2 separate regions of the Mus musculus genome follow, and region 2 is linked to region 1. The links are chromatin loops, found by intact Hi-C in ENCODE. Cell type or tissue: gastrocnemius. All regions are shown on one strand. Links, peaks and the distances in the headings refer to the core of each region. The heading gives the core; the rest is flanking DNA.

The links. Peaks named below come from ENCODE experiments on the same cell type or tissue, not always from the same donor. Only the 100,000 strongest peaks of a DNase experiment are listed, where the experiment ranks them.
Region 2: it touches region 1 in a loop (2.3-fold over the local background); 1 of 42 quality-filtered maps calls a loop at or near these places.

Annotation. Positions count from the first base shown.
Region 1 is chr11:75,678,070-75,682,960 of GRCm38, reverse strand. It overlaps Crk (v-crk avian sarcoma virus CT10 oncogene homolog), which reads right to left and starts at 3,702. Exons shown (of 3, transcript NM_133656.5): 1 at 3,297-3,702. The coding sequence starts at 3,537. In gastrocnemius, for the core only: CTCF peaks have their summits at 2,865 and 3,482; DNase peaks (open chromatin) are centred at 3,196 and 3,758; H3K4me3 peaks cover 2,500 bases; H3K27ac peaks cover 2,500 bases.
Region 2 is chr11:75,585,890-75,590,780 of GRCm38, reverse strand. It overlaps Pitpna (phosphatidylinositol transfer protein, alpha), which reads right to left and starts at 2,702. Exons shown (of 12, transcript NM_008850.2): 1 at 2,429-2,702. The coding sequence starts at 2,448. 4931413K12Rik (RIKEN cDNA 4931413K12 gene) reads left to right here. Exons shown (of 2, transcript NR_166698.1): 2 at 73-757. In gastrocnemius, for the core only: a CTCF peak has its summit at 2,645; DNase peaks (open chromatin) are centred at 1,979 and 2,724; H3K4me3 peaks cover 1,878 bases; H3K27ac peaks cover 2,215 bases.

The DNA of each region.
Region 1 (4,891 bases), core at 1,365-3,864:
CTCGGGAGGCAGAGGCAGGTGGATTTCTGAGTTCGAGGCCAGCCTAGTCTACAGAGTGAGTTCCAGGACAGCCAGGGCTATACAGAGAAACCCTGGGGGGGGGGGGGGGGGTAGAAAAAAGAAAAGAAAGAAAGAAATTAGCCTGGTCTACATAGTTAGTCCCATGTCAGGGCTACGAAAAGATCCTATCTCAAATTTAAAAAGGTTACTGGGATAAAGTGACAATCCATGGCCTATCTTACCCACATGTCTCTTACAGTGTGTGCACACAGTATAATGAGTTCTAGGCCAGCCAGAACTATAGATGTGCAGGAATGATGTGGGCATGCAGAGGTCAGAACAACCTTCAGGGTTCCCTCTCTTAACTCCAAGTTTACAAGGCGTGTGCTTTTACCTACTGAGCCATGCTGCTGGCTCCTATAGTACTCAGGAGGCAGAAGCAAAAGAATTTTTCTGAGTTCAAAGCCAGACTGGTCTATGTAGAGAATTGCAGGCCAGCTCGGACTGCAGAATGAGACCCTGTCTCAAAACAAAAGAATGGGGTTTCCTATGTGCACTGCATCGATCCCAAAGCAAATAAACAAAGACTATCAAAACTATACAACACATGGTCAGTTCTCAGGTCACCCTGTCTAGTTCAAATTCTGGCTTATACTGAATGTTACAAGTTACTAGATTTCTAGTTCCTCTCCCCCTGCACCAAGAAAATACTTTAATAAATGGAGATTGTAATATTTCACTCATTGGATTGTTTCACTGACAGTGAATTATATAAGGCATACACCACATTTAGCAAAGCATCTAGCATACAATAATCAACCAATAAGTGTTAACTATTAAAATTATACACTATACACGCCTCTCTAAAACTCAAGTAATTCCTGTGTGGCTTCAAAAGAAAACCAGCTTAATGGGGAGAAGGACAGCGATTAAGTAACCATCATAAAGACAGCAAGCAGCTGGGCAGTGGTGGCGCATGCCTTTAATTCCAGCACTTGGGAGGCAGAGGCAGATGGATTTCTGAGTTCGAGGCCAGCCTGGTCTACAAAGTGAGTTCCAGGACAGCCAGAGCTACACAGAGAAACCCTGTCTCGAACAAACAAAAAACAAACAAACAAACAACAACAACAAAAACTAGCAAGTGAACTGACTGACCTATAGAGAAATTGGGGAACGTGACAGAACAAATTGCCACAAAGCCAATGAACTTTCCACACCTAACCCACAAACTGGCAATCTTCTCCTCTTTGAGGCCAACCACCTATTTTGAAAAGGTGGAGCTACTGAGATATAAAACCACAATGCCCAGGTATAGAGAACTATTAAACTAATAAGCCTGCCTAATGCTTTTCCCACATTTTCTAATAAAATACAGAGAAAGCAGAGGACTGAATCCCTCACCCCCAACTATTGGGAATAAAACCTAGCCTGCCCAAATGCCAGGCAAATAAACTACCACTCAACTAGATCCCCAGTCACAACCCTTCACATAACTTTTACTTTGAGGCAGTCTTTCTAAGTTTCCCAGGATGGCCTGGAACTTTTAAAAATCTTCTTGCACCAGCCTCCTAGGTGCCAAGATTAGAAGCATGAACTATGAAATCTGGATGAGAATTGAATTTCATCTTACTATTTCATCTTACTATTGCACTTAGCACAAAACAATAGATTATTTTACAGATAGCACAAATATAGAATTTACTTTGTTTAGGGCAATTGTGTTGCATTAATATTCCTATCTGATTTTATATTATCAAACCAACAAGGGGCTGGAGATGGTTAAGAGCACTGACTGCTCTTCCAGAGGTCCTGAGTTCAAATCCCAGCAACCACATGGTGGCTTCCAACCATCTGTAATGAGATCTGATACCCTCTTCTGGTGTGTCTGAAGACAGCTACAGTGTACTTACATATAATAAATAAATCTTAAAAAAAAAAAAAACAACAAGACGTAGAAAGGTCTATATCTGTTAACTAAAAAGACTTCAATACTCAAATTTTCCCCTTAACTTGTGTGCTAACACAAAGAACCGTCGAATCCCACTTTGTGGCCAAAGGGAGTAAATCTAAATTAGAGCTATCCCAAAAATGCAAGTCTGCTACAAGGCTAACCAGTGAGTCTCCATTCATGAGACTAGCTCAGCTCTAGAAGGAAAAAGCTTACACTTCAAACATCCAGAAAGCAAGAAGCTTGGTGCTGTTATACACAGAGACAACAGAAATCTCAGAATCACTGTTCATCTCATAAACGTCAAGGGCTAAGTGCATGAATTCCCTTAACATTGCCAAGACAACTGCAATAAGACAGCTAAGACAGTTAAAACTCAATGGTCCTTGACGAGGAAACAGTGGGATAATTATTCTTGGTGTTTATCTGCTAGCCAGGTCTGTTCTCATATCCTGGAAGATTTTGACCACAACACCAACTTAGAGAGCAAGAAAAGACCCAGAAGTACGTGTCTGACACTTTTTAAGTAAATCCAGGGAGAATGAAGTGCCATTCACTTCCAAGGTTGTTCTCACTGGCTTATGCCTGTTTGTTTGTTTGTTTGTTTGTTTTCTAAAGGAAAAAAATCTTCCTCCACTAATCACTTTGAAACTAGAAACTCTAGTTGCAGCGGGCAGTTTTTTTGGACACTTAAAACCTCTTGGACACAATTTGCCTGCTAGGCTTCAATTACGCGGGGCTGGTCACAGAAGGATTTTTTTTCTATCACCAAGTCACTTAGTTCACCACCTTCCACAAGGGAAGAGCACGGTAAAGATATTTTGGAAAAATGCCCAAGAAAGGAAAAAGCTGACCGGCTTCCTGAGGGTGTCTCCATCCCTCCCAGCCAGCCAGTCAGTACGTGGTGACTTCCTACCGAAGGCCACCAGGGGAGTATGGCCAAACCCGGCTCTAACACTGCAGGAAACGTTTCAAGCCTAAAAGCCACTTGTAGGATTAGCAGAGCCATTCTGAGTACCACTGCCAAATGATGTCCCCGTAACATCCCCATTAACTCATTGTCCCCAAGTTGCCTAGCCCTGCCCTGCCCTTGGGCCTGACCCTGGCGCCCAGCCCCACCCCGGGGCCGCAGCAGTTCCCCTTCCCCGGCTCCCAAGGCACACCCAGAGGCCTCGGTGAGCAGCTCCTCCTCCCCCACAATCCCGCTCATCGGTGGGAACCAGCTTGCTCAGAAGACAGCTCCCCCGCCAGGTTCACTCTAGCCCTCTCTGCCCACGTCCCTCCTGCAGCAGACCAGGGTTCTACGGCCCTCACCCCCGCCCGGGCCTCCCACCCGCCTGTCCCTCACCCGGCGGAGGCTGAGCGGGCGACGGAGGCACTGGAGGGCGCGGGCCGCTGCTGTTGATGATGTAGTGGGAGACGCGCGAGTTTTCGGAGACGCTAAGCACATAGTCCCCGGGGCTGGTGCTCGAGTCCCGCACCAGGAACACCCCGTGCCGCTGGCCCTGCAATAGCGCCACCGCCTCCTGCCGGCTCAGGCGGCCCCAGTACCAGCTACTCCGCTCCTCCGAGTCGAAGTTGCCCGCCATGGCCGCCTCCGCGCTTTCACGCTGGGCCGCCGCCGGCACGCGCGCCCCTCCAGCCCTGGCGCCCGCCGCCCAGCGGACCGGCTCCGGTGTCAGCCTCCCAGCAGCGCCCGAAATGGCGGCGGCGGCCGCGGGCCTTCCCCACCGGAAATGACGCGCCCTCTACCCGAGGGAGGCTGCCGGGAAGGGGACCGACGCCCGCCATTGGGAGAAGGGAAACGGAGTCCTTGGGGCCCTCAGTGCGCATGCGGCGTCCTGGGCGTCGCCGCCAGGCCCAGACCCCAACCGCGGAGGATGGGGAGGCGGAGTCTAGGTCTAAGGGGCGGAGCCTCAACCTACAAATTGACTGATCCGTGTTTGACAGATTGGTAGCGGCCGGTCTTTTCTCCCAGAACCTACAAGTAGCAACACCAAGAAAAGGACTGAAGTTAAAAAAGATGATGTGGTCCGAGGATGATAGTCGCCCTCAAAGCTCCCTGACTTGCTGGTCTTTTCCCCGTGTTTCCTTCGGTTTCCCCCGAGGTCAGCTGAAGTTCTTGTTATCTATGAGCAGCCACAGATACCGCATTTGCCGCGCAGGTGCAGTGCTGACCCAGACTGGCTTTAAGTCACTGAATTCACACACCTATGGGAGGGACCAGGAAACAACATCTGCTATGGGGGCGGGGGGGGGGCAGAAACACAAGGAAATCAACTAAGTAGTCCTGGAGAGACCCAAGGGCTGGGTAAAGTGACTCATGACAGTTATCCCAACCTCTCAGGAGTTGAGACAGGAGGATCCCTGTGAGTCTGAGGCCCTGTATTATAAAACCAAAACAAATAAGAGGAAGGGGTCCACAGATAAGATGACCTAGGGTGAATGGTAGGATGTTAAATGAAGTGGGGAAGGGTACTCAAGGCAAAGAAAACAAAATGCCCAGCCAGGCCAAAAAAAAAAAAAAAAAAAAATGGAGTTCTCTCTATTGGGGCTCCCATATCCACCAGCCAGATTTTTTTTTAAACTCTCAGTTGTAGCCAGGTGTATCTCCTACTTTTACTTCCTTCATGATCATCTTCATCTATCTCAAAAAATTAATAAAAAAATGGGGGAGGGAAGGGTTTCTCTGTATAGCTCTTGCTATCCTGGAATTCACTTTATAGACCAGGCTGACCTCGAACCCAAAGATCCACCTGCCTCTGCCTCCCAGTGCTGGGATTAAAGGTGTGTGCCACCATTGCATAGCTGTTACTACTGTGTTTTGTATATAGTGAGACCCGGTCTCACTACAAAACCAAAGTTATCCTTAGCCTAGTCAATAGCTCCGGCCTTCCAGAGCTCCCACCCATAGTCTGGGCCAGCCCTGGGAGAGACAGCAGG
Region 2 (4,891 bases), core at 1,384-3,883, 92 kb after region 1:
TTCAAGTCTTTACTGCCTGCTAATTTCCCTTCCTCCAGAAAGACTCAAATAACGTAAATCCTCCCATTACAGGAAAGCAACGGTACATAGAAGTACTTCCAACTTAGAGGGCAGAATTTCTGCACCCTCAGAAGAAACTTCCTAGAAAACAATACGCCTTTTATCTTCAAGAACACAGCAAAAATCACATCGAAGAATTTGCAGAACTCAAATCCGGGAAAATCCTGTTGGAGGAAGTGTCAGAAAAAGAAACAGGGACAACCTTGAGGTCCAAGCCGTCCCTTAGAACAGACTAGTTACAGTCCAGCGCCTTCAAGGATGCTCTGAGCCTGCTTCCACCTGCACACCCAGACATTTCTCCCTTGCTCCCTCGGAACAGAACCACCTCAGCAGCCACGGGGGACAATGGGAAAGGATAGGGCAGAGGCCCAGCTGGGCCAAGACTGGTGCCATGCTCACCATGACATGACCTTCACGTGTGTCCGTCTCAGGGCTGCAGTGCTGCAACCCACAGCCAAGTATCTGGATGCCCCCTCCTGCCCAGGGATGCACACACAGGGAACCCTGTCCGTCACACAGAAACACAGATGCCCGGCAGGTTCCGTATTGCCAGCACCCTTGGTCCTTTCCCTGACAGGCTTCAAGTGAGGAGAACAAAGAATGAGAAAGGAGCACCTGCCTCCCAGGCTCACTTGTCTCCTCAAAAGGCCTTTCTTTCCCCAGTTTGACCTTTACAAAACTACACATTTCTACAGACTGTAGGATTCAAGTGAGATTTTTTTTAATCTGAAAAGTGAGAAGAACTCGTTCGTTCGTTTGGAGACTATGGGTTAAAATGCAGAGCGCACCATGTTCTCCTTGGAGAACACTGGCACCCAAGCGTTCTTGCTCTTCACCACAGGAAGCTCTGGGCTCTGGCTGGATTAGCTGCTCTCAAGACTGGGGCCTCCAAATGTTCTCGAGAGTCAAGGTAGGATGACACCGGGCTCTCTTCTGTGTGCCATTCAAACTACACTGTGTCTTCAACATCTCATCACCTCCAAGGAGAAAACCCTGGGGGGGAGAGACAAAGTGCCCTCTGCACACTTGGCCATAAGAGTTTCCCAAGTTTCTCTCTACTTGGACATATCCCATTTCTGAACTTGGGTAGCTTAGGGCCCAATGCTGCCCCACTTGCCCATCCCTCTAGGAAAGCTTATCGACACCATAAAGGCTATGCACACATCCAATTTCTCCTGGAGGAGAGCAGAAAGCCCTGGGATGTCCACTCAGAACCATGATCCTCAGGAGTAGGTCATACTGTCAATCAAAATACACCCTCCGCTCCACCCCGACAGCCAGGAGCAAACAAACATCTATCTCCTTGCAAGCCCTGCCCATCCCCCATATCAACAGCTCCACACCCCCCAAAACATTTATGGGACCTCAATTCCTCCAAACAGCACCATCCAGCATCCTGTAGGCTTGGATAGCCTTGTCTTGGTCCCCACCACTTCCATTAGCAGGCACATTCATTCTTAATCATCTTCCTGGACGGTCCTGGGCCCTGCTAACTTAATGCCCTTCTCTCTTACCCACACTCCTTCACATCACTTTAGAACCTGCCCAGTATTTTCTAGACTCTTCATTCAAGTGTTGCCAAGTCCTAAGCAGGCATGCTGAACTTCTTGCAAAAGCCTCCTCTTCTGCACCTACTTGGGTACCATGCCATCCCCACCCTGTCATCCAGTCCCCTATACTCTTTTGCCCATCCCATCACCCAAGCGTGGCTTTGACTGAAGTCCTTTTTTCTGCAACCAATTATTACAATCCCTTTTCCTCTGCTGCCTCAGGCAGCCACTGTCCATGCCCCAGGTTCCGCCTCAACACCCCTCCCCACCACCTCAACTCCATTCCAAGAGCTACCTTATCTGATCTTCCCTGCCCCTTGGTACAGCTCAGCCTCAAACCCCTCCCCAGCGTCAGTCAACTCACCGGCGCTGCCTGCCCTTGTCCCACTGCTCCTTGGTCCCTTACACAACTCCTCGGTCCTTCAGGCAGTTCTGCCTGCTCCTTCATCCCACAGCGTCCACCATAGGGCCACACCACATCCAGCGCTCTCCATTCCCCATGCCCCTCCTAATGTCTCCTCTGGATCTCCCTATCCCCTTGACCCCTCCTCAGGCCCTGACCGGCCCGCACCGGTTCTCAGCCTCCTCTCCGACCTATTCGATCCCACCTCAGGTGCTGTCTGTCACCCTCTGGCCCCTTCGGGCCCCTCCGGCCCCACCTCAGGCCCCGTCCAGCCCCCGCTGTCCTCTCCGCCCCTGCTAAGCGGCCCAACAGCCCCATCCGGTGTTCTCCATCCCCCGGCAGGCGATCTGCCTTCGCCGCCGTCATCCCGACCCTCCCTTCCGCCTCGCTTCCGCACAGCCGACCCGACACTCACTACTCCTTGAGCAGCACCATGTCGCTTCGCGGCTCGGCGGCTGCCAGCTGCCAGCCCGGCCTCCCGCCCGCTACCCGGTGGCCGCTCTCCCGGTGGCCCGGCCCGGCCCCGCTGCCTGTGCGCCTTCGTCGTGGTCTGCTCTGTCCCCGCTGCTCTCGCTGCGGTCGCCGCGCGGGCTCCTGTCGCCCTGCCCTGGCCTCACCACCTCCCGCGCCTCTGCCGACGCCGCCCGGAGCTCCGGTTCCGCAGCGCCACGCGGGGGCGGGGCGTCTCTGCGGCAACCAAAGCGTCAGACGCAGCAGTGCGCGTTGACCTCACGCGGGGCGGGGCCTTCCCGGGTCCACCCCTCCACCCTTAAATGGGCCGTGGCTCCGGGTCCGTGTCAGCATCTGGGCCCAGGTCTGGTTTGGTAGTCAAGAGGTAAAGAGACATGTTTGGTATGAATACTCTTCTGCATCAGGAGCTACTGTGCCTATATGCTTGGACTTCGCTGGTGGGTGTACTGAGAGCCAAGCATGTCAAAAATAAAATGAGGGAGTTTGAGATTTAGTTCAACCACGAAGCACTTGCCTAATTTGGATTCACCAAGAAACCAAAACCAAACAAGTGTGTATATACTTCCTCTAAATACGTGACTCCACATCTCCACCAGAAAGATACTGTTACTGCCCTCGTTTACAGGCAAGAAGGCTGCATAAGTTAGATTTGCTCATCACAGTGTTTTCATGATGTAGCTGAGATTTGATTTTTTTTTTTTCTTTTTTTCAGACAGGAACTCACTATATAGCTCTGGCTGTCCTGGAACTTGCGCTGTAGACCAGGTTGGCCTCGAACTCACAAAGATCCACCTGCCTCTGGCTCCTGAGTGCTGGGTAGAGCTGAGATTCTAACATAAAATCTTAGTGTCTTCTCATCCACCCACTAACCATTGGCTGTGGGGCTGCTGTGTACCAGAGCCTGTGATATCCTGAATAGAGAGAAGAAGGCTGGCACTATCTTGCCCCTAGGGAGCTGGTAATCAAATGGAGGGGAGGCAGGTGATGGCTGGGGTAGCAGGCACTTGGAAGGAAAGGGGCTGCCAGAGCTAGTGGTACAGGCTAGCTGTCTGGGAATTCCTAGCTGTCTGGGAGCTGAGGCAGAAGGATGGAACGTTCAAAGCCTGCCTGAAAAACTTAGTAAGTTGCTGTCTCATAAAAGCTGAAGAGAGGGTTGGGATGTGGCTCGTCAGAGCACTTGCCTCGTATGCAGGAGGCCCTAGGTTCAATCCCAGAATCCCAGAAAGAGAAGAAAACGGTAGCTTGGCAGCAGGCTTTGGGGTACGGGTGGGAGGTGGAAGTTGTGTTTGATGGGATCACACTGGACAGCACCTGGTGTATGTGAGGAGTCCCTTGAGGGACGGCATCCCAGAGATCCACAAGATGCTGGGGAAGACCATGCACAGCAGAAAGGACACACGTAAGGGCCGGAGTCAGGAACAGGCTGCATTCAGGGACTTGTCCTAGTGTGGTTTTCTGTTGCTGTGATAAAGACCATGACCAAAGGTAACTTGGGGAGAAAAGGGTTTATTACGACTTTGAGACTAGAGTCCATTAGCAAGGAAAAACATTACAGGAACCCGAAGGCAGGAACTGAAGCAGAGGCTACGGAGGAAAGCTGCTGAACTGGCTTGCTCAACCTGCTTTCTTGTACAACCCAGGACCACCTGGCCAGGCACTGTACCTGCCAGGGTGAACTGAGCCCTCCCATAGCAACCGTTAATCTAAAAAAGGCCCCACAGGCTTACCTAAAGGCAAATCTGATGGGAAGGTTTTCTCAACTGAGGTTCCCTCTTCACAGATGACCCCAGCTCACGTAAAGCTGATGAAACAACTGAGGAGCTCCGGACTAGCAGAAGTAACGTAACGGGAACATTGAGTCTGGAGGCTGAAGAGCTAGGAAGGAATAGGTTCCTCCGTGGCTGATGATAGTGTGGGCTGCAGGCCAGGGGAGGGCATCCAGGGGTTTCAGGAGTGCTATGAGATGCATGAGACGGTTTCTCCCTGAATGGTGGGGTCAGGAAGGGAAGAAGAGAGGGCTGGATGGGGCCAAATGTAGGCAGGGAGACTAGGGAAGAGGTAGTGGCAGAAATCCGGGGAGCATTCAGGATAGGGGAAAAACAAAACAAAGCAAAGCAAAACAGGACTTGTTGGCCAATTGGCCAAGAGGGCAACAGGGTGAGAGCAAGGGAGGAAGAAAAGCAGGCCCGGGAGCCTGAGTGAATAGCACTCAGACACAGCAAAGTGGCTGGCAAACAGGGGTACTCACCGAGAGGGGTACCTGAAGGATACCTGGGTGCAATGTGAGAGAACTACCCGAGATAGTGGCTCAGAAAGGACTTGGGGAGTAGGAGGCCATACTGTCTGTCACCCAGCTGTGACCAGTGACCAGGACTGCTCTAAGTGTTCTATCTATTGGTCATTCATT